3 separate regions of the Mus musculus genome follow, and regions 2 and 3 are each linked to region 1. Evidence: chromatin loops called from intact Hi-C (ENCODE). Cell type or tissue: heart. All regions are shown on one strand.

Evidence for each region. A loop is a pair of places that touch in the nucleus more often than their neighbours do. Peaks named below come from ENCODE experiments on the same cell type or tissue, not always from the same donor. Only the 100,000 strongest peaks of a DNase experiment are listed, where the experiment ranks them.
Region 2: a loop joins it to region 1, with 2.6 times the contacts of the local background. A loop is called at or near these places in 3 of 42 quality-filtered maps.
Region 3: it touches region 1 in a loop (2.4-fold over the local background); 7 of 42 quality-filtered maps call a loop at or near these places.

The regions. Positions count from the first base shown.
Region 1 is chr5:76,299,115-76,307,114 of GRCm38, reverse strand. Clock (circadian locomotor output cycles kaput) reads left to right here and starts at 2,323. Exons shown (of 23, transcript NM_001289826.1): 1 at 2,323-2,460; 2 at 3,613-3,691. Gm7467 (predicted gene 7467) reads right to left here and starts at 2,239. Exons shown (of 1, transcript NR_152171.1): 1 at 1,588-2,239. In heart, a CTCF peak has its summit at 4,911; DNase peaks (open chromatin) are centred at 2,314, 2,834 and 3,164; H3K4me3 peaks cover 2,979 bases; H3K27ac peaks cover 2,235 bases.
Region 2 is chr5:76,180,020-76,188,019 of GRCm38, reverse strand. Tmem165 (transmembrane protein 165) reads right to left here and starts at 4,140. Exons shown (of 6, transcript NM_011626.2): 1 at 3,668-4,140. The coding sequence starts at 3,874. In heart, no CTCF peak of the experiment used is centred here; DNase peaks (open chromatin) are centred at 3,549 and 4,129; H3K4me3 peaks cover 3,141 bases; H3K27ac peaks cover 2,896 bases.
Region 3 is chr5:75,866,187-75,874,186 of GRCm38, reverse strand. No RefSeq gene overlaps it. Among named protein-coding and RNA genes, the nearest start is that of Gm32727, 110 kb to the left of the region's middle. In heart, a CTCF peak has its summit at 2,869 (motif pointing left); DNase peaks (open chromatin) are centred at 2,876 and 3,326.

The DNA.
Region 1 (8,000 bases):
AGCCCTTAATTGGTTATCCAATATCAAGTGGCATTATACAAACCAAGTGGGCTGTATATATATATATATATTTGGGAATACATGTGCACCAATTAGAGAAATAGAGGCCACGAGTTTGAGGGAGAGCAAGGTGAATGGTTGGGAAGGAATGGAGGGAGAAAAGGGGAGGGGAAAATGATAGAATTATATTTTAATTTCAAAACTGAAAGTGGCCAACACTTGAGATGGGATTTACTTAGCAGGTAGTGTCAATACCTAGTGCCTCTCAATTGCTCTATGAACTGAGACTATTATCTGCAGTTTACATTTTTTTTTTTTTTACAGATGAATAACTTGAAGTTACATCATTTCACAGATGAATAACTTGATGAAAAGACAGTTGAAAAGAGAACCGGAAACACTTAGTTTAAATGACAACAAGGCACATGGTGTTTAAGGCCATGGTTTAGAATTGGGAACCTAGATTTAGGATTTATGAAACTATGAGGCAAAACTTTTGTTTACTGGAAACACAGTGTTAAAGTTGGGAAATTAAAAAAAACTTTTTTTTTTTAAATGAGGGAAAAGTCGTAAACTGAACCGTGGGAAATAGTCAGACAGTGACAGAGGACTGAGCAGAAAATCAAGGGATTATCAACAGGTCTTGGTAAATAATTAAACAGAGAATGTGAGCGAGGGAGGAGTCACAGGTGACTAAGAGGACAATGAAACCATTAAAGGGGGCAAAGGTCATTTTGATATATATATATATATATATATGTATATATATTATATATGTATATAGTGTGTATACACACACTAGAGGAACTATAATAGAAAAAGAGAATGAATAAAGCCAAAACATTTGACCCAGGGAAAGCATTCAAATTCATTTGGCTGCAACCTATTTACCAGCCTCAGTACCCTTACCTCCTGCCCCTTTTTTACTACCAGTGATCAAGACACTAACTTGTAGATGGCAGAAAAGCTCTTATTGGTTTTAAGCAATAAAACAAACACATTCACGAGTTTATTGATTACTTTAACTGAACTTTCCAAAGGAATCTAGCCCACATCGATTTCAGCGCTCATGCATCTAGGCTATATCACCATGTTTTAATCTGTTTTCTGGTTTTTCCCTTCGTGGTGCCTGCTCTTTCATTAGTCACACAAGAAAAGATTATTTTCTTTCAGTATCAGGTTCACTGGGAAACAATCTTCTTGGCAGTAATTGCCAGCCTGAGACAGAGAACCCAAGGTTTCCTCCTCCACAGTGTCCTGCCTGGACCACAAGGACAGAGTGGAGAATGGGTGGGTTCAAAGGACGTGAACCTAAGCGAGCAGCAGATGGATTAGGACAGCAGAAACTGTGCCTTTCGATGGCGAAACGGTACAAAGACTGCCAAGGAAAGATTCTCCTGGCAGGGTTCTGGCTACGTAGCCAGGAATTTGAGGATTCTCCTCCTAGTTCACATTGCTGGGGGGGGGGGGGGGGGATCGCAGCTAATTCCTAGTTTTGAAGTTGGTTTTTTTTTTTTTTCTTTCCTGAATATACACCAAGAACTTAATTCTTATTGAGACAAACATTACCTTGTAGACAGGATTTTTGGAGCTAAAGAGTATAGGTTTATTTATTGCCTTCTGTTTGCTGTACGAGTTGATTTTTAAAAGAAATTGCTATGAATTAGCTTCTTTCCCAGTAATTCGGGTGCAGTAGCTAAGAAACCAGTGTAAACTAGGGTCCTGGTTCATCCGTAGCGCCATGCTCATCTTTTGCAGTGCCTCCTGCCTTTTCATAAAAGGAGCAAACACATCCCGACCTTTTGCTTCCCTGGCTACAGCCGAGGTCACTTGGGTCGTCCAGGTCCATCTCGGGGAGCAGCCAGCCTAGCGTGTCTCTAGGAGCCGGGAAACCGAGTCCCAGGCATCCCACGAACCTCCAGGAGAGGAAACCGAGCACTGGGCTGGAGAAGTCTAACTTGGCGTAGGCCAAGCTCTCTGCTTTCCCGGGGACAGAGGCACCATTCCAGGCGGCGGCTCCCACTGGTTGGGAGCGCCGCATCCCGGGGAACCGCGAGCCGCCCAGGGCGCTGCGGGCGGCCGCACCCTCCGCTAGGCCCCGCCTCCCGGCCTGCGAAGGGAAGGGGGCCTCGGGGCATCCCGGCTTCCCTCGGCGGCCGTGGAACGAGCTCACGCCGGCCTGCAAGAGTGGGATTTCCTCGGGTGCCCGGGATCCCCAGGCGCGGCTTCGGGGCTGCCTAACGGGGAAAGTCGCATGCGCGCCCGGCGCGCTGAGGGAAGGCGGCCGCGAGGGGAGGGGCGAGTGCAGAGCCTGGCCGGCCGCGGAGCCCCGCGCCCACGACGCATGCGCCGGGAGGCAGCGCAATCACGGACTCGGCTGGCGGCTACCGGCTGGAGAGAGGAAACCCCGGACGGCGAGAGCGCGAAGGAAATCTGGCCGCCGCCGCGCACGCGCTCCCGGTGAGTGCGCCCCACCGGGTGGGCCTCGGCCCGGCGCGCGGCGGGCGGCTGGCCTGGGTGGCGCATGCGTGCTCCCGGGTTCCGTGGAGGAGGGGAAGGCCGGGAGGGGGAGGAGCGCGGCGGTAGCGGTGAATTTTGAGGGGTGGGTCGGGGGCGCGCACTCGCCGCCCCTGGTGCTGCCGGCTCCCGGAGCCGTGGCGTGTCCCGGCTGTCGCCGCTCGGCTGTCGCGAGCCGCCGCGGGCAGAGTCCCGGGCGGGGGAGGGAGGAAGCCGGAGCCTCAGGCACGGTGAGGACGCGGGAGGGCGCGGGGGGCAGTGTGTGGGACCGGGGCAGGGAACAGGGCGCGGGGCGCCAAGGGGGTGCGGGCCAGGCCGGGAGGCAGGAGCTGCGGCCGGGGTCCGGGGACGCGGAGAGCGCGGAGCTCTGGAGAGTCGCGCTCAGCCGGGCCTGCGCCAAGTGTCCCGGGGCCGCTGGGGGTTACCTGCAGGGCAGGGGGGCGCGGTGGGTCCCGCGGGCCCCGGGGGTTCCGGGGCCGCGTCGCGCTTGAGACTGGGCGCGGGGTTAGCGCGGGGCAGGCCGAGTCGGCCGCCGAGAGCGCTCGCGCCCGGGACCCGCTAGGCCTTGTGACCCACTTTATTCCTGTCACCACTCGGGCACGTTTGGAGCGGCGCCCAATGGGGCGCTGGGGCGGCCAGCTCCTCCGCGGAGCCCCCGCCCTCGCGGCGGCCGGCGCGCGCCGGGATCCGCAGTCCGAGCGGCGGCCGCCGCCGCCCAGGGCTGGTTCCGTTAATGGTCCTGGTTCCGGGGCTCGGGCCGCGGGCTGCTCTGGGCCCCGGGTGTCCGACTCGAGTCGCGTGCGCCGCGCCGGGCCGCGCTCTGCCTGTGGGGCTGGCCGTCCTGGATGTGGTCCTGGCTGTCCCGGTACCGGGAGTAGCGCCACGAAGTTTGTATCTTTGTGGGGTGTTTTCTGCCGCTGTGGAAGTCCGAGGTAGTCAGCAGAATCCTGAAAGATGAAGGAAGAGCTTTGGCCTCTGACCTGACAGATGACAGATCAGGCCGTGGTGTTTTGATATTGCAATGCCGAACCACACACTGCATGAAGCCTTTCTAGATGCTTTAAAAACAACAGACTCTGGTGTTTTCTATTGCAGTGAAAGAAAAGCACAAGAAGAAACTTTTACAGGCGTTGTTGATTGGACTAGGGCAACGATTCCCAAAATCACCAGCAAGGTAATTTCCCTTGATTGCATTGTTGTAGTTTTAAAAGCGACTAGAGAAAATTACAGACCATCCCCATTCATATCTGATTGAAAAAAAATGAATAGGCTGTAACTTAATTCGTGACTGTCTCTGAGTCCCACAGAACACTTGAAATCTGGTTTGTTTTAAAATCTTAGGAGAAAGAAACATGTGCCTAGGTTAGCTTGAAGAACTGGCAGGATCACCTGTGAAAAAAAGGACACAAAAAATTGTCATATAGTGAAAGAAAGCTGAATTGTGTCCTGTTGTATGTGTAACTATATATAATCTATATGTCCATATTTGTGCGTGTGTGTGTGTGTGTGTGTGTATATATATATATGTGTGTGTGTGTGTGTGTGTGTGTACACATATAGACTACATATAGCCTGTGTTGCTCGTCAATATGAGGAAGTCCTAGAATAAATACTAGAAAACCAATAGTTATGGGAAAGGGTGGAAAATGAAATGCTTTATGTGCTTATAGTCTTATTCTTTTAATGTTTTATGGATTTATAAACAGGTTTTATAGGGAATTTTGATCATTCTCTATTTTTTTCTCTTAATATTTGAAAAGTAAACTGGAGAAAGTTTAGGTGAACTTGATTGTTGTTTACATTTTACGATGCTGAAATCACAGGCAAATTCAAAACTTGCTAACCCTTGATGACTGCATTTGGCGTTAAAGTTGGAATGCGCTTCTTTGGTAGTATAGTGCCTCCTTTTTATATTTTTAAAAACTATAGTTTTATAGTTTTTTTTTCCTTTCGTCGATCCCTACCTCAATGTTTACATTCTGTTTACAATAATAATAAACCAGTTTATTTAGCTGAGTGACTTTTCTTGTGGGAAGCTATTATTTTCTTCAAGGAAGTCAGACATGAACCCCAGTGAAATATAAATATATGTATGTGTATTTGAGTGTGTGTGTGTGTGTGTCAGAGTGTCTGTGAGTATATATGTGTGAGTATATATGTGTGAGTATGTACATGTGTTGTGTATGTGATTATTTCTTAAGGAAAACAGAATTCAGAATTAAATGCAAGAAACCTAACCATTTGTGATAACAGATTGTGTAAACATATATTAATGATGTGTCTAGTTCTGCTGGCAGGCGTAATTTTGACAGCAAGGTTAAGGTTGAAAGGGTGTTGTGTGAGAGTGGATGCAATTTTAGGGAGGGAATACTCAAAAACTCCCTCTAGTGACAATAATATTCCATGGGGACTAGTTGCATGGGCACCAGTATTTTTTTATTTGGTAGGCCAGGATGTTTGTGCTGTTTCTGTTTGAGGCAGATATATGACAGTCACTCTAGTGCAAAGTGGCATTTAGTTTTCACTTGAATATCATGTATGTAGCTCTTTTCTAATCTTTTAACGTATGAATCCTGTAAGTGAAGGCTGTCTTCTGTTTTTGTTGTTAAGATAGAATCTCTTAGTGTAGTAACCCAGGCTGTTATGGAAATTACTGTGTAGTCTAGACTGGCCTTGAACTCATGATAATCCTCCTGCCTCAGCTTCCTGAGGACTAGAATCACAGGTATTTGCCACAACACTGGATATACATTTCTATCTATTTCTACCTCATGTCTTTCTTCAGAAATAACTGTTATCAATTGGATGACTAGCTTTCTGTATCTATTTCTGTGAATTTATGAATATATCTGCTTTAGCCTTAATTGATTTTTTTTTTTATGGTAAGGTTTTTGGAGGAGGGTATTGTGTTGGGAAGTCTTATTAGTATGTAGTCAGACTGGCCCATGGTGGAAGTATTGCTCAGCCGTTTGAGTGCTAGGGTTATGCTTAGCCAGTTACTGGGTTCCTGAATGATTGTTCTGTCTGTTTGCCTGCACTGTAAATCACACCCCACCCCACCCCCCAGGGTAGAAAGGACTTGGAGTATGTCAGAAAGTTTTAACGTGTGATAGTAATCTTAGGGAATAACCTCTCTACCCCTTACCTCTACAGCTATTGAAGGGCTAGTTGATATAGAAGCATTTGCAGTTTGGAGGGAGTTCAAACTGATGTGAATTCAGCCTAGAGACTTAGATTTTAACATTTTTATATAGGACTCTTAAGGGCCTAATTGTAGGGTTTCAAGAATGGGCCCCTGAGGGTGAATCTTAGCCTTGTAACTAGTTACAAAAGGAAAGAAGAGAAGAACCAGAGAGCTCAGGCTGGCATCTGAAGGAGCCAGCTGCCATCTGACAGCAGGCACCTCAGAGATGAATGCTGTGGACATGGATCTACTGCATAGATGCTTTCCGCCACGAAGAGCCTCTTTATTTGATCATTATAAACTAGTTACGTGTTGATTTCAAGATTGTTAGAAATATGGAATGAAGTATAGTTTGCCAGTGAACTGTTGTCCATGCTCAGCCATGTCAGACAGGTATTGTTACTATAGAAGAAGGTGGTCGGTCTCTTCCTGTCTCACTGTCTTCTCAGCACCACATGAAATGCCCCCTCTCCGTACCTTTCCTTATGCTGCTGGGTCAGCTAAAGTATTTATTTGCTCTGAATGTTTGCAGGGAGCAAATTATTTATAAAAGTTTCACATTTTATAGCCAAACTGTTCTGTGACTATTTCAGTACTTGCAGATCCATGAAGCTTCCCTTTGGAAATGTAATTGCCTTGTCGATAGCATATCACTAACACTGCAGTTTTTCTTTTCTGAGCTCAATTGCTGGTAGAGTTGTAAAAAATTACTCATCTAACACTTTCAAGTGTAAGAACAGTTTAATACTTACTAATTGGCTTAATTACATAATGGCATTTATAAGTTGCTTTACAACCATTTTTAATAACCCTGATATATGTAATTTCTATGAATTAAGTAGATAACGAAATTCTGCTTTCTGTATGAGTTACTCTGAAAATGTTAAATTACCTAAATAATCTATACTGACAATTTTAATTTTGAGTTATCACTTTTGTTGTATAATTCATGAAGAAATAATTCTGCTTATAATTTTAAGTTTGCCCTATCTACAAAAAGAAGTCATTGATAAAGAGTGAGTTTTTATTATTGCTTTCGATTTTTTAAAAGGACTATTTACTTTAAAATTCTATTTTGTTTGTATGGATGTTTTGCTTGCATGTATTTTTGTATACTGTATTGTGTGTATGGGGTTGGGGGTGGAGGCCAGAAGAATATCAGATACCCTGGGACTGGAGTTACAGATGGTTTTAAGTTGCCATGTGAGTATTGGGAATTGAATCTGGGTCCTCTGAAAGAGCAACCAGTGCTTTTAACCATTGAGCCATCTTTCCAGCCTCTAAAGGATTTTTTTTTTAAACAACAACAATGACAAACCCCCTGTATTTTAAATATTAATTTTTTTGGCAAAATCACTTTTATTTTTATATTGTGAGTACTGGAATCAAGGGGTGGACACCACCATGCCTACCAAACTCTGCTTTTTAGAAGAATTTTTATTTAATCTAATATTTAATTTTTAAATTTTTATTATAAATAGTAGAAAATAAAAGTAGAACTTGCTTCCCTTGTTGTTGTTGGTATTTGGATTATTTTGAGACAGACGACTTTGCTTTGTATATAGTCCAGGCCAGTCTCCAGGCACTTCATCCTCCAGCGCCAATTTCTCTGGTACTGGGATTCCAGGTGTAGGCCATACCTGCCTCTAAACATTTTTATATTTTGGAGATAAGAAGCACAAATAAGTTTGTACCTGTAGAGTAAGCCATTTGCCCACATAAGAATGTATCTTTTCTATTAAAATATAGTTTAATCTTAAGTAGTTGACTTACTTTCTTAATTTTCAACTCTCAGTTATAACTGTAGTACATCCCAGTATGGAAACTTGGGAAAAGCAGAAACAACAACAAAAAAAGCACAGATTAAGAATTTAAAATACTACTGAAAATCCTGTCACTCAGAAAAGCCATTGTTAGTCTTGTGGGGTATGTGAGGCTGTGCGCACTTAGAGCCATGACTGTGTAGACCTGTAGCATCCACCGCAATGCAGGCCATTCTCTTCCTTCAGCTCTTCAGCATACTTTCCTATCAGTGTGCTCTCCAGGGTACTGTGTGAATGTGCTTATTCTGATCCATGTTTTCAATACCACTTTGACTGTTGGACACAAAAGCTTTAATTTTTAAGATAATGAGAATTACAACTTGAAAATTTTTATAGCTTTTAAAAAAATATAATACAAGTAGAATGATACTGAATTTGTGTTGATAACCAAATTCAATAGATTTTATGCTTTTTTTTGTTGGAAAAATATGCTAGTCTGTATAATCAGTAGTAAGAATAATGAGGTAAAGTCTAAG
Region 2 (8,000 bases), 120 kb after region 1:
TATATTCTGCCCAGGGAAGAAATAGGAAAAAAACAAGACCAAACTCAGGTCACCATCTGCAGCATAAAAACTGTAGTTTACTCATGACTGTATGTTCAAAGGAAATGCCACTGCTCCTGCCTCAAATTCCCAAGGACTGGGACAACTGTACATCACCACCGGCCTTCTTTGTAACTAGATTATAAAGACGAAGAACACTCAACACACAGCGAGCCCTGTCTGAAAATTCAGCCACCTCCTTAACCCAGTAAGATATAACCACTTGTCTGCACTGTCTCTTCTACCAGATGCCTGTTGATGAAAGCAGGATCCCCCTTTAGTTTCACAGTTCACTCTCAATGCGGTGGCCTCCAAAGGCTAAATTTAGATATCCCATCCTTTTAAACCATCCACTGCTCATAGTTGCAAAGTCAGCTGAAACCCAGATACTCAACAAATCCGAATCACTTTATATTGTTGTTAAACTGTATTTTGATCATGTATATCAATGCATAGAAACAAGAGATATTTTTATTAAGTGGTTTAAGAAACACGGAAGAAAAAAAATTTATGTATATCACTACATAGAAACGAGATATTTTTATTAAGTGGTTTAAGAAACATGGAAGAAAAAATTTTTTTCACTGTAAAACTTTTTTCACTTTGTGAAAAGTTATACAAAAACATAAAATGTTTTTATTTACAGTGTTTTGCTATTAAGTGTAAACTGTCAATTCCTAATGGAAAAGAACCATCAAAATATATGAAAATATTAAAACAAAAAACCATAGTGTCTGCACCAGCAAGTCCTCCAACCCCTTAATTGTAAAGATAAGAATCTGTAAGACACTTCACTGAGGCCACACATACTGTCTTAACCACTGGGACGTTTACTTAACATGGTTACATTTTCTCCAGCATCCCAGAAAGGACTGCAAATCTAGCTGTATCTACCAGTATTTCTGTCTCAAAAATTACAATATGACTACAACCCCTATGAAATGCCTAAAAAGTTATATACTCGTAAACTGCACTCTGGCCCCTAGGGCTGTTTCACTCCCAGTGGTGACTGTTTTAAAGCAACCTTCTGATGCAGAGCTATGTGGGAGTTGCTCAATGACAACTCAGCAGTTCAGAGCAGAGACAGACCATGCCTGAATGGCAGCAAGGGTTGACAGAGGGAGAATGGGCAGAGAAGCCCCGTCCACCCAATGCCTCTACGCCAAAAATCTAGAGCCCTGGGATCTGATGGTGAATGGCTCCTGCTTCACATGTGCCACCTGGTCTGCACTACCATCAGATGGCCATTTATCTCTCTAGTGAAACAGGTCTGATCTGCCCCCACACACACCATGTGTGTGTGTGTGTGTGTGTGTGTGTGTGTGTGTGTCAAACTTTACAAGAGTTCTAGAATTAACAACTAAATAATCAGTTGCAGTTCAATTTTCTAAGCTAAAATCAATAAATGAACAAAATCACAGGTAGCAGATAATAAAAGCTGAGTTTTTCTTCATCTAGTAAATCCTTTAGCAAGTAAAAGGCGGCTGGATATATACTCTTAAAAAAAGTTTTTTCCCTGCTTGAGTTCATTTTATAGTTTTTTCCATAAAAGTATTTAAAACCTGATAGGAACTGAAATGTAAAAATCTTAGAATTTTCTCATAGAAAATTCAGCCGGGCGTGGTGGTTGCACGCCTTTAATCCCAGCACTCGGGAGGCAGAGGCAGGCGGATTTCTGAGTTTGAGGCCAGCCTGGTCTACAAAGTGAGTTCCAGGACAGCCAGGGTTATACAGAGAAACCTGTCTCAAAAAAAAAGAAGAAAAATTACTTAGCAAATGCCAAAACATACACGGTCTTAGGAAAGAGATAAAAAAAAAGAGTATGCTATAACAATGTTCTCAGGGCTTCAACACACTGAAGAGCAGACAGAAACCAAGTCAGAAGCAAGAGTGTAAAAATAGATAAACATAAAAACCCTCAAAAGAGGAGTGGGCTGGGCATCACGAGAAAAGGCTTACATCAATGTGTTAGCCATCAACACTAAACCCATTACAACAAATGGCTAGCAGGGGGGTGGGTTTTCAAGCAAACTCAAGGACTGCAGACAGCACCTGGCAGGGTGAGAAGCAGGGATCTGGTTTCCAGCTCTGGGTCTGCCAAGAATCAGGTTTTCCGAACCACCACTCTTCTCAGACCTGCACTGCCCCATCCACAAGCAGGAAATGTCACCTGCTCTGCCCGCTTAACAGCTCTCACTAAATCTTACCGTCACTATAACTAAATCTCCTAACAGGTGCTGACTGACCTGACCTCTTCCTGAGTACTTCCAGTAAGGAGAATTTTTCCTTAGTTCTCCTCAAGACCATTGCTACATTCGGGACAGGTGATTCTTAGAAAGTACTTGCTGTGTAAAACCAAACTCAGAATCACAGAAATTCCCATCTCCTGATACTACATAGAAAAACAAAATACTGGAAAGGCCAAAGGGTAACATGAACTGTGAAGAAAGGAAAGCGCCCAGGACTCAGGGAGTGCTCTTCTAACCAGGGCATCCTGGGAAGGGCTCCGGAAGGTTCTGCTGGCTCTTGAAGATGGGAAGGGTCCTGAACCACAGGCCCCATGCCTGGATTCTGTTCTAAGGTCTTTGCTCAGGGGAAAATGGCAGTGAGCAGAGGTCAGGTTTCAGTTCTGGAAGCCACTGGTTTAGAACACAGCGAGGCAGTGGTGGGTCCCTAAAAGACCTGGGGTTTAGCTGGAACGGCATGGTGATGGGAAAATGAATATCTATCCTGCGGTCACCCTGATCTGTACTCAAGTCAGGACAGCCATTCTCTTGGAGGGCAGATAAAGACAGAAGTAGGAAAGGGAATGCCAAAATGGACCCTACTAAGAGACTAAAAAAACTCCAGAATGTAGGAGTCAAAATTGGAAATAGAGAGTCCAACTCAGAGGAAAGTAACATAGAAAGGAGAAATTCTACGAACATAGATTAAAAGGTTAATTTCTATCTATCTGGTAATGGTTAAAGAAACTTATGAGGCTCTAGTTTACCTATAAATGGAGTTTTGGAATCCCTCACTATAGAGCGCTCTACCTTTGGGCACAAGTCTCTGCATTCAAGGGCAACTTCCTTCATGCCAAAACACGTTTTTTTGTTTTTTTTTTTTTTTTAAGGGAGGGTGGCAACGCATAATCTCTAGACACTGTATCTGGCAAGAACCACAGGGTGTGCCGAGCTGAATTCGGGTGAGCATCTCTGGTTGGGTTGCTTCAACAATGGCTGATACTTCCAACAATGTGATGCTACTTCGAGAGAGACAAGTCTCCCAGCGGCTCTGTACTAAAAACTTTCTACTTGGGATGATGATTTCCAGTCTTTTCAGTATGGCCCATGTGATCAGCAGAAGGCAGAATCCAGAGCAAGCCTGTCGGTACCAGGGATCTAGAGGACCTCTGGGGAGCCCCGGTTGGGGCCCTCACTTTCCCTTCCCCCAAGCAGCCAGGCCAGGCCAGGCCGCGCCTAAGAAAGCCGTCTTGTCACCCTCCTCCCAGCGAGCGGAGCAGGGGCCGGCTCCCCTCCCCCAGCCTCTTCGGAAAGAGGGCGGCGCCGCCAGCGCGGGAGCCTGGTACCCGACTGCGGGCTCCGCGGCCTCAGCCCGCCCCATCCCCACCAGCCCGGGCTCTCACCTCGGCCCGGGCCGGCTCGAGGCCCTGCACCGCCGCGGGCTGCGGCTGCAGCTGCTGGGCGGGCGCCGGCGGCTCCTGGTTCCGATGGCTCAGGTCTTCCTCCGGGCCGGCGCGGACCCCGGCCGGGGCCCAGAGCAACTGAAGCAGCAAGAGCACGAGCAGCCTTCGCGTCGGCGCCCGGCCGCTCCCCCGGGCCGCGGCCGCCATCCCGCCCGCCCAGCCGGCACCGCGCTGCGGCAGGAAGAAGTGCAGGCGAAGGGAAGCGTCGAGCCCGGCGTGCCGGCAGGCGCCTCCGTCAGGCCTGGCTGCCGCTCAGGGGGCAGCCCTGCAGCACGCGGGACGCGGGGACCGGACCGGGACGGACCGGCGGCGGGAGCTCCGGAGCAGCTGGGCAGCAGAAGCCACACACTCCTCCAACTGCCTCCGCGGCCCAACTCCTCCGGCCCGCCCCCTGGCCAACACGACCTCCCATTGGCCCGACGTCAGCCCGGCGTCGTGACGTTTCCGGCAGGTTGAGGTGCGGCTCGCTCACTGGTCCTATTGGACCCGGCGCGCCGGGCCAGGTAGCTGGAGCTGCTTGATGGACTCTCCCTGCGTCCTCTCGGGTCCCACCAGAGACCCCCTTATTGGCCCTGGAGAGGTCAGGCTGCCAGGCTCCTACCAGTACTTCCTCAAGAGCCTTAGGTCTTTAAGGCCTAAGCCGCCGCCACCTCCACTTCTATTAAATGTCAAGTGAGTCCCAGCCCCGCTACCTACGTGGCAGGAACTGCCACACCTTTAAGTTACGATCCACCCACCCTCACCACGTCCCTGGACCGCCTACACAGAATGTTCTTTGGGGGTCCATATGCTGGGGTTTTTTGAAGGTTCTGAAGTAAGATTCGGAAGTAAAAGATGAGAACGTCCAAGCTTGATTTTAAAACATTGTTGAATAGCCGCAGACCAAAAGTCATCACTGCCCTGGCTCAGGATGCCTTATCCTGAAATAGGATATCCTGAAAAGGTTTGGAGTTGAGTGGTTAGGGTTTCTGTGGGATGGAGGCCTTGAGTAGGCAAAAGTAGAAGACAGGAAAGAATGGTTAGTTAGGCGTTAGACTAGGGCTGGATTTTTTTTTTTTTTTCTAAAGAAAAGCTGAGATACCGTACGCGCGCGCGCACACACACACACACACACACACACACACACCACAAATTGCTAACCATGTGCCAGGCACTAATCTAAATCCTACTCCTGTTTCACAAGCCATTCTTGCAACCTCTCCTTAGCCTACTCAGCATTGCTCCTTACAGAACCCTTCAAGCTATAGCTTATTTATGCTCCCAGTATTGTGAGATAACCAAGATGCTTCCTACACATAGTTTGGGGTGCAGTTGTTGTACCTCCAAGTTCATTCCTGGAGTGTAAATGTCCTGAGCCCTCAGAATACAACATGACAGGGATCAGAAGTCTAGACTCCTTCAGCCACCTCCTTTTTCTGCAAAGATTTGCCTTGCTCAAAAGGGCCTGCAGAGGAGATAGGAGTGTCAAGTGGAGAGAATAAAAGAAGCAGCCCAGTAGATGGAGGCAGAAGAGTTAGGTGTCACGGATCCTTGAGTTCTGCTAGGGACCAGGTTTATTATTTTTTTTCCTGGCGTTCTCTAGTCTATGATCATCTCAGAGAAAGGCCTCCTGGCTAAATTCTAGTTACCCCACATAAAGCAAAGAAAAAGCAAATGGCTCAAGGGCTACAGCTGCAGGAGACTGAGATGCTGATTGCAATGTTCCAGTGGCTCTGGAGCAAGACAGGAAATCTGTTCAACAGAAGATGTTAGGCAATGGGGCTCTAAAGCTCTGTCCCCAGAAGGGAGCTGGCATGGCAGTGTTACAGGAGCAGAGTCTGAAGAGAGTGTGGTTTTCGCAGCGCCTCCATGTTGCCCACCTCCCTGGCCTCACTGGGGCTCTGCCAAGTGAACTCCAGGCATCAGATTCCAAAGTGAGTAACTCTTTGTGTTCCACACAGGGCTCCATCTCCTGAGGCTGTGCTTGGCTCCAAATCAAAGCTAGAGCTAGCTTTAACTTAGACCTCGAGGACTCGGAACCTTTATCCTTCTAGTCTTGAATAGTGACAAGCTCTCTTTGAAAAAGAAAAAAATCAAACAAAACCAAAAGGAAAAAAAATAGGTTAAATTTCTTTTTAATTGTGTGTTTTGAAGTGCCCAGGAGTGACTTTAGACCTTGTGCCTATCAGGAAAGTTCTCTGCTACTGGGCTACGGCTACAGCCCTATTGGCATCCTTTGTTGAAAAACAACAGAAGCTGTTTACATGATCCATAACTACTAAGGGTCTAGGAGACCTAGAAATTCCAATTAAGCTTTCTGGCATTGTCCTACGTAAACAAGTGTCACTGAAGTATAAGCACTAGCAATCATCTTACAGTAAGAACTACTACTGCATGGGTATTGCAGTGTGTGTGTGGTATGTGGGCTGGGGATGAAACCAAGGACTAAGTATGTGCTAAGCAGAAATTCTGTCACAGGGCCACCCCTATCAACCTTTTAAGGTGTTTTTTTTTTATACCTGTATTGTGTTTATTTCCCATTAGTGTAACAAAGACCAGAGATAACTTATAAAGGATCAGTTTGTGTTTGCTCACAGTGTTGGAAATTTCAGACCATACTCCATTGATCCTGTTGTCTGGGGACTTGTGGTGAGGCAGCACAAGATGGTGGAGCACATGGGATAAGAAAATGGCTCACAGCCAGGTGTGGTGGCACATGCCTTTAATCCCAGCACTTGGGAGGCAGAGGCAGGTGGATTTCTGAGTTTGAGACCAGTCTGGTCTATAGAGTGAGTTCCAGGACAGCCAGGACTACACAGAGAAACCCTGTCTCGAAAAACAATAAATAAATGAATAAATAAATAAATATTTTAAAAAAGGAAAATGGCTCACCTCATAGCTGGAAATTTAAAAAAAAAAAGGCTAGAGTTTTATCACTTTAGAAAATATTTTTGTTGTTTTTACTCAGGAGTCAGAGGCAGGCAGATTTCTGAGTTAGAGGCCAGCCTGGTCTACAAAGTGATTTCCAGGACAGCCAGGGCTATACAGAGAAACCCTGTCTCGAAAAACCAAAATAAATAAATAAATAAATAAATAAATAAATAAATAAATACAATGTAACTTAATAATTTCTCTGTCCACTCCCTCTAGTTTCCTCCCAACACACCTACCTCAAAATATCGTTTTTTCTCTTAAATATAATCCACTGAGTCCAGTTAGTGTTGCCTGTATGCATATGGATAAGAAGCCGTCTGCTGAGGCATGGGCAGCACACCAGTAGCCATGTGTACATGACAAACCTATGGCCAATATCATGCTAATGGTAAAAATCTAAAGTTTTCCCATGAAAACCAGAACAAGACAAGGCTGCCCACTCTCTCCACCCCTAGTCAACATAGTGCTTGAAGTTTAAGTTAGAGCTATAAGGCAAGAGAAAGAAACAAGTGGGAGCGGGGTCAGGGTGTGTGTTTGTAGAAAATATGATTCTGTACATAAGAGATCCTAAAGACACTCTCTTCTCTCTCTCTCTCTCTCTCTCTCTCTCTCTCTCTCTCTCTCTCTCTCTCTCTCTCTTTCACACACACACACACACACATACACACACACACCTAGGAGTAAACCGAATGAAGGAAATGAAAGACCTCTACAATGAGAACTTTGAAGACACTGAAGAAATGAATTAAGGAAGACACTAGATGATAGAAAGACCCTTCCCACGCTACCCCCTCTGAGAGCATGTTCCCAGTCAGAGACCTCTCTGTAGGCCACAGCTCTTAAAGTTTCTAGTCCCTCCCAACATCACTAAGTTGGGCAGCACTCAGATCCAAGTGTATAGCATACCTCTTAATGGCCCTCAAGGCTTTCCTATGCTGAAATTAAAGCTTCTATCTGCGTAGCTCCAGCATCCAACACTAAGGAGTCTGGGGCTCTTACTGTCATTCTGTTGGTAGCAATCTGTTTATTCTGACCTGGGCAGAATAGTCCTGAGTAACCTCACAAGATGGTACCAACCTCCTTTTAAAGTTTTCACAAATGAGAAATTTAGAGCAAGGACCTATCCATAAACTCCGCTGTGGGGGGTTGGTCTGGTGCTGCTTGTATTTAAATGCTATACCCCAAAATTTGGTTACTCCAATCTTCACATATACCAGCTTTTGTTATGTAAACCTTGCCTCTCAACTTATCCCTGATTGGTTAATAAAGGTGCCTAAAGCCTGTAGCTGGGCGGAAGAGGGGTAGGCGGGGCTTCAGATACTGGGCTTAGGGGTCTCAGGCAGAGTCCATAGAAGAGAAA
Region 3 (8,000 bases), 430 kb after region 1:
TGGTACATTGTATATGTAAAACCCCACTGTTGCAATGAATGTTAGCTATGCATTAACCATAGCACACATATACACAGAACAGGTTCACCCGCTTGATTGTATGATAGATTAGAAATGATTTTTGCTCACCTTTCAAAATACATTCAAAGATGCCCCCCAAGTTGTTCCTTCAGTCCTCAAATTCAGGATGTGGAAAAGACCTGTGGTCATCTTCGCTTTCTCCGATCCCTTGTTCTAACTGTGTATCACTGTGTTCTGTTTGGGAATCAAATGATCTCCCCCCCCCCCCGCTTCAGTAAGTATCTACTTAATTCATTCTCTGAACCCAGAGCTGTAGAGGGCCCTGCATATATGAGAGGGAGGGATGGCAGACATGGTCCCTGCCTCAGGGAAGCTCCTGTCTGATGGAAGAGATCAATGGCCCCAAACAATTCCCAGATACCAGTGAAGAAGTCTAGCCATTGAAGGGGCCCAACTGATCCCTCCCTTTGCAATTTTTCCCAAGTCTGCTCCTTCTTCCTGTACTGTGGCCATAGCCTTAGCCTGGCCTCTGTGGTCTCACTGCTGTGTGAGGCAGTCTACTGTGTCGTAGACTGTAAGTGATCATTACTCGCCGCCAGCACCTCTTGTGCATCTGTGTCTACGTGTCCTGTTCTTTCCATTATTCTTAGTTATCCTTGCAAATTCTACTATTACTTGAGATCCTGTGGGTGTGTGGTACCTTCCTTAGTGTGCACGTATGGTATGTGCATATATGTGACATATAATGTGTACACATTCCCAAATATGCATGTGATGTGTGTGTGTACGTGCATGTGGAGGCTGGAGGTGTCTGCCCTGTCTTCTTCAGTTGCTCTCCACCTCATTATTTACTTTGATGCAGAATCTCTCACTGACTCTGGAGCTCACTGGCTAGTGTGGCTGACCAGGTTGCCTCAGGGATTCGACTGTCTCTGCTCCTTGCATACTAGCATTACAGATGGGATACCACTATGTGTGGCCTTTGTGTAGGTACTGGGAATCCTAACCCAGGTCTTCATGTGTACACAGCACAAGCACTTTACTGACTGAGCTATCTCTCCACATCTGATGTTTTTGTTAAATCTGTGCTATCTCCAGCCAGAATGGGCCCCCAACCTTATCAGGAAGCATTATTCTTTGTCGGGGTCATTCTGTGGGCATCTATTATGTAGTGTGGTCATTTGTGTGCATTTTTCTCTTCTGTCAAGGTGTAAGTGACTGAAGGGCAAAGACTCAGTGGTCACCTGTCATTCCTCTAGATGTACCAGCATCTGACGTTCCTGCTCAGATGTTGAGATGAGCCCTCCTTGGAGAGCCAGATGCCCTCTTTTTGTAGAAGTCTGTAGATAGCTATACTTCTTCATTCCACATAGCTAGAGTGTGGACAGATGACTCACACTTCCAAAACCAATACATCAGCGGAAGTTTCAGGGTAGACGCTAACAGCACATAGCAACAAGAATGAGAGAGTAGGTCTCTAGAGAAGGTAACATGGGACTGAGGAAGGTCTAGTGGCTGCAGTCCTGATGTGCTCTCTTCCAGAGCCCCGGACAGGTCTCCTATCAGACTTGATCTGTGATGACTCTAGGTTTTGTTCCTGTGGACAATAGTCACATCTCTGTGGCATTCTGTGAGCTTCAACATATCATTTATGGATCTGTCTTCTGTTTACCTCAACAAGCTTCATCCATTTGTGTAGCCAGACACTCTGAACCAACTGATTTACTAACAATGGACATTTTATTTCTCAGTTCTTAAGGCTGGAAGCCCAACGTCAAGGCTGATAGCTGTGGTGTCTAGTTAGGGTTCTGCTCTGCCTCAGATTCCAGCATCATTAATGCCGACGGCATCTTCTGAAAGGAAGGAGTTCACATCTTCATACGACAGGCAGAAGGGACAGACAGGTCGAGTCTTCAGAAGGAGCTAATGTACACACTCACAAAGCAGATGGAGTTCTTATGGCCTCCTGCCCACTCCCAATTCTGTGGCTTGGGGGAACTATATTTTATGATGAACCTTGGAAGCACTTGAACATTCAACCCCTAATGTTCAAATGGACTGTTTTAGAATCCAGAGATGCATATGCCATACACACACACATATAAGCATATATGTAAAATATAAATACATACATAGAGTATATATGTATATACACATATAAATGTATGTTTAAGTATATATGCATATATAAAATATATAAAGCATATATACATATATAAAGTATAAAATATATGTATATATAAAGTATAAAATATATGTATATATAAAGTATACACACACACACACACACACACACATATACATATACTTCCTATGTATATTAAGTGAACAAATGTGCAAGAATTAATCCTAGCTATAAGAAGCTCTCTAATATTGACTTTCTCGATTGGTAAGTGGGCTAGTAACTCCTGTCTACAAAGAATATTGTACTGACTGAATGAAATCCAGTATGTTAATCAACAGCCAGTAAACTGCAGCTCGCACTGGTTGAAACAGGGATTTGATGGTGGCAATGACAATAAGGTGGTTTGTCCCCATTCTTGAAGCAAAAGAGAAGACCCTGGAGGAATTCTCTGGCAAGGACATAGGATCTAGACTTCTCATCTTGCTTCATATAGCTTATAAACATTGGTTGTCTTTTTGTTTCTCTGACATTGCACGCTTTTCACATGAGTTTGCCATCGGACTGGATGGCTGGTGCATGAGTATCCCACATCAGAGGCCGGGCTGCCTGCCTTTTGCAGTGTCAAGTCACTTTGGACAGTATTTGGAACAGCCTTCTAGAGCACCAAGAAAACTGAGGTTAGCATTCTTCTATCCAAGCAAAGAACTACAGCGCCCCCTACAGGAGAATCTGGGAACGTGAAGAAAGAAAGGTCGGGGAGAGGTCATGAAGAGAAAGCTGGAGTGGAGGCAAAGGCAGGGAGGAAACAGCTTCTGGCTGGACAGGGAGGAAGAGGAGCAGAGCATCACAGCTCAGAAGCTAACTCCTGGAAAGCAGTTGACAGGGACCGGTTGGGGGCCCCGTGTTTGCCTTGTACCTTTATCAAACACGTGATGGTAGCGTTCTCGTTCTCAGACCCAGGGCTCATGCTTCGGGTACGTTGTCACTCGTGATGGGTTTTCCTCGCATCACTTTTATTTTTTTTTCAAATACGTCATTGAAATATTATTTTGATGCTGAATTTCTCGGCGCCTCGCTTCTGATTCCCGTCTGTCCCCCAACCCTGTCCCTGCCCCTCCTTGTCGCCATCCCCCCACTATCTCCCTGTCCCTCCCCACCCCATCCCTGGCCTTATTCACACCAGATGGTGATTGGCAAACACTACCGTGTATGAGCTCATCCAGCCCTCACAGCAATCTAATAGCCCTAGCTCCGTTTTATAGTATCACAAATTGACCCACAGAAGGATTAAATCTCTGCCAAACTTCATGTTAATTGAAATATTAACCTGCTCAAGTTGAACGCAGGCCGTGTTCTTCTCACAAAACATAATTCGAGTCCAAGGCAATATACACAGAGACACTTTGGAGAATTGTGTGAGAGTCGACTAAAGTATATAAACAAAGATTACTTAAACAACCATCATTACTGGCATTTAGATCACAGAATGCTTAACACGGGAGGCTGTAAGGACGAGCAATGTTAAGTAATATTTGAGGGACTCCCTCCTTTAAAAGGTTGTGTTTGGTGTGTATGGTGGCGTGCACCTAGAAACACACCCCTCAGGAGGCTGAGGCAGGAAGATTGCCAAAGGTTTGAGGCCAGCCTGGGCTACAAGTTAGACCCCACGTCTTAGTTAGGGTCTCTATTGCAGTACCATGACCAAAAGCATCTTGGGGAGTAAAGGGTTTATTTCAGCTACACCTCCCAGACCATACTCAGTCCCCGAAGGCAGTCAGGGCAGGAATTCAAGGCAGGAATATGGATTCAGAGACTAAAGCAGGGGCCGAGGAGGAATACTGCTAACTAACTAACTTGTTGCTCAGGGCTTTCTTAGTCTGCTTTCTTAGACAACTCGAATGAAATTATCTGCCCAGGGTGGCAGCACTTACAGGGACCTGGGTGCTCCCACATCAATCAGTAATCAAGAAAAGACCCCAGAGACTTCTCTATAGGCCAGTCTTCTAGAGGCATTTTTCTCAGCTTCCAGATGAGAAGTTTATGTTTGTGTCAAATAGACACTTTGTCACAACAAAACAAAAAGGAAAAAAAAAGTATATTGGATGAAATGTTTTCATTTCTATGATTTCATATTTTCTGCTTCAAAGAAATGTCTGTCCCGACACATTCTTTATGCCATTGGCTATATTTTGACATGCAGTGTTCCAGTGTCTCTAAACACTCCTGTGCCCTCCTTCATCGTAGCAGCCCGTTTAAGTATTCATTTATCCCATAGTTAACCCCAGGACTTGGTTTCCCTTGGATACACACCATCAAAGCCATTTTTAATTAAATTTCTGAAAAGCTTGGCAGAGTAAGGGGGTCGGAGTGGGAGCATCTGACTGGCCAGGCAAGCTTTACTGGCATGTTAGCCATACACTGTGTGGAAAAATTGTTTTCATCATTTTATAAATACAGCACATTCTACTCCCCCATGATTATCTCCAGAGAAATTTCTGGAACCTAGAGGCTATAGCCTGGAAAGAATCAGAGTAGCCAGGCTCGAGCCACAGGTAGAAACACTCTTCCGAAGCCCCTAAGATGCAGGTTTTGACACCAGGTGAGGAGAAAGGTGTACTGGATTTTGTCTCAAAAGTACAGCCTTTTCCTTAGCAGGCTGGTGGATAAATGGTATGGAGGAGCCATGGGGGGGGGGGGCATTACCAGGTTTTTCATTCACATCCTTTATCTAGTCTGGTTCCAATGGGGCTCAGAGAGTGCATAATCTTATGCAGATTGGATGTGTGCAATTTTGCACATAGAACCCAGGGATCCACATTTGAGAAAGACAGGTAAAGGAAATGTCTCTCTAGAGAAATGGTTGTGTTAGTAATAGTCTCTGGGGACCTGGATTCAGGCCTTTAAAAGAAAAGCTTAATGTTCCCAAAGGAAAGCATCATACATCTTAAATCTTCCACAATGAGCTATTCATTATTCACTTATTCAACACATATGGATGATTCAAGCCATGTCCCAGCGGAGGGCAGTGTCATTGTCCTCTCAATGATTTCATCCTAAGGAAGGGACAAGCTGTGAGGAGGCAGGAAAGAGTCCCTTGTTCCTTGCTGAAGCCTTGTGATGTGCTTATTATACCTCCTCACTCTGAAGGACTCTGTCTAGTATCCTCTGTAGAGTTAGTGGTCGTGAGTTTCTTTAGCCTGCATTCACCCTTCAATTTCTCCTTCAATTACGGCAGATAGTTTTTCTGGGTATAACAGTCTTCTTGATTGTTCACTATTATAGTTCAGGATTTGAAGTACACAATTTCAAGTCTGACTGACTTTTAAATTTTCTATTGAGAAATCTGCTGTTATTCTAATGGATCTGGCTTTACATGCATTTCCTCTCTTGTTGGCTTCAATATACATTCTTTGTTCAATGTACTGAGTGGTTTAATTATCATGTGAACAAGGGTGTGCTCTTTTCTGGTCTTGTCTATTTTTTTGTGCTCAGTGCCTCCTTGCATCTACTTTGGCATCTCATTCCCTAATTTTTGGACATTTTCTCCTGGTTTATTTAAATGTTTTCTAAACCCTTAGAATGAAATAAAATTCTTCTCCCCAGGAAATCAAAATGTTTCTACACAGCAAAGAAAACAGTTTACCAAGTGACAAGACAGCCTGCAGAAGGGGAGAAAAATCTTTGCCAGTTAGACATCTGATCAAGGTTTGATATCTAAAACATACAAGGTTTCAAAGAATGCCACACCTTTTCTAGGTTTTCTAATAACTTCATACATGTAAAAATGGCATATGCTTAAATAGCCATGTTTAAAATAAGCATACTTTAAAATAAGGTGAATAGAAAGACTTAAGACTGAATAAATCATGAAAATGTAGACAACAAAATATATGGACTGGACAGAGGTGAGTGGTGTGAGCCATCACTGGAGCTTCATTGTCCAGCTCTGGCCTTGCTCCCTGGTCTAGAGGAGCCTTGAGGGAACCCAAGAGTGCCCTGCCTCCCTGTGGAAACCTTCAGGGGCCCCAAAACTAAGCAGCTTGAAACTGTGCCCAACTACCTCTCCTAGTTGGATCTGCCTACCACCACAGAGAGTCTGCCTGGGACAGCCAGCAGAGTCCTGCTGCTATCAGGATTATCCAGTCAACACCAGGGAAAACAAGATGCCTAAAAGATAGCATAAGAATGCAGTCAACAAGATACAGGGCAAAATGGCACCACCAGAGTCCAGCTATCCTGCTACAACAAACCCTGGATATCCTAATGAAACTGAACCACAAGAAGAGGATCTTAAATCCAAGCTTCTAAAGAGGACTTCAAAGAGGACATGAATAAATCTCTTAAGGAAATACAGGAGAACACATTTAAACAGGTAGATGTATTAAAAGAGGAAGCAAATAAGTATAAAGAAATATAGGAAAAAAACAAACAACCAAACAGGTGATGGATATGAATAAAATGGTCTAATACCTGAAAAGGGAAATGGAAGCAATGAAGAAAATACAAACTGAGGCAATTCTGGTGATAGAAACCTAGTGAAGAGAACTGGAAATATAGACACAAGCATCACCAACAGAATACAGGAGATGGAAGAGAGAATCTCAGCTCTAGAAGATATGATAGATGAACTCAATATATCAATCAAAGAAAATTAAACATCTAAAAAGTCCATGACACAAAACATCCAGGAAATCTGGCATACTTTGAAAAGACCAAACCTAAGAATAATAATAGAAGGAGGAAGGGGAGGAGGAGGAAGAGGAGGAAGAGGAGGAATTATTCCTGCTTTAAGGTCCAGAAAATATCTTCAACAAAATCAGAGAATAAAATTTCTCTAACCTAAACAAAGAGATGCTTATAAAGGTACAAGAAGTTTACAGAACAGATTGAGCCAGAAAAGAAAACCATCCCATCACATAATAATCAAAAGACTAAATATATATAACAATGAAAGAATATTAAAAGCTATAAGGGGAAAAGGCCAAGTAACATATAAATGAAGAATTACACCTGCTTTCTCATCTGAGACTCTAAAAGCTCCAAGGGCCTGAGCAGAGGTCTTGAAAAAACCTAAGAGACCATAGATGTCATCCCGGAGTACTATTCCCAGCAAAACTTTCAATCACCGTAGATAGAGAAAACAAGATATTCCATGACAAAACAAAATTCAAATAATACCTCTCCACTAACCCAGCCCTACAGAGAATAGTACAATAGTACAAGGAAAACTCCAGCCCAGTGAGACTAACTATACTAAAAAAAAAAAAAAAGTAAATAAAGTAAATAAAGAATTTCACACCATTAAAACCAATAGAAGAGAAACACACACACACATGCTTAACCACCACCAATATAAAAATAACAGGAAGTAACAATTAATGGTCATTAATATCTCTCAATATCAATGTACTCAATTCCCTAGTAAAAAGACACAGACTAACAGAATGGATGGGTAAACAGAATCCATCATTCTGCTGTATACAAGAAACACATCTCAGCAACAAAGATAGTCATTATCTCAATATAAAGAGATGGAAAAAGGGTTTCTAAGTAAATAGATCTGAGGAATAAGCTGGAGTAGCCATTCCACTATCTAATAAAATAGACTTCCAACTGAAAGTAATCAAAAGAGACAGGGAAGGACTCATGAAAGGTAACATTGACTGAGAGGACATCTCAATGATGAACATCTATGCCACAAATGCAAGGGCACCCACATTTGTAAAAGAAACATTACTAAAGCTTAAGTCACACATTGAATGTGACACATTAATAGTGGGAGACCTCAACCCTCTCACCAATGGACAGATCATGGAGACAGAAACTAAACAGAGAAATAAAGTAACTAACAGAG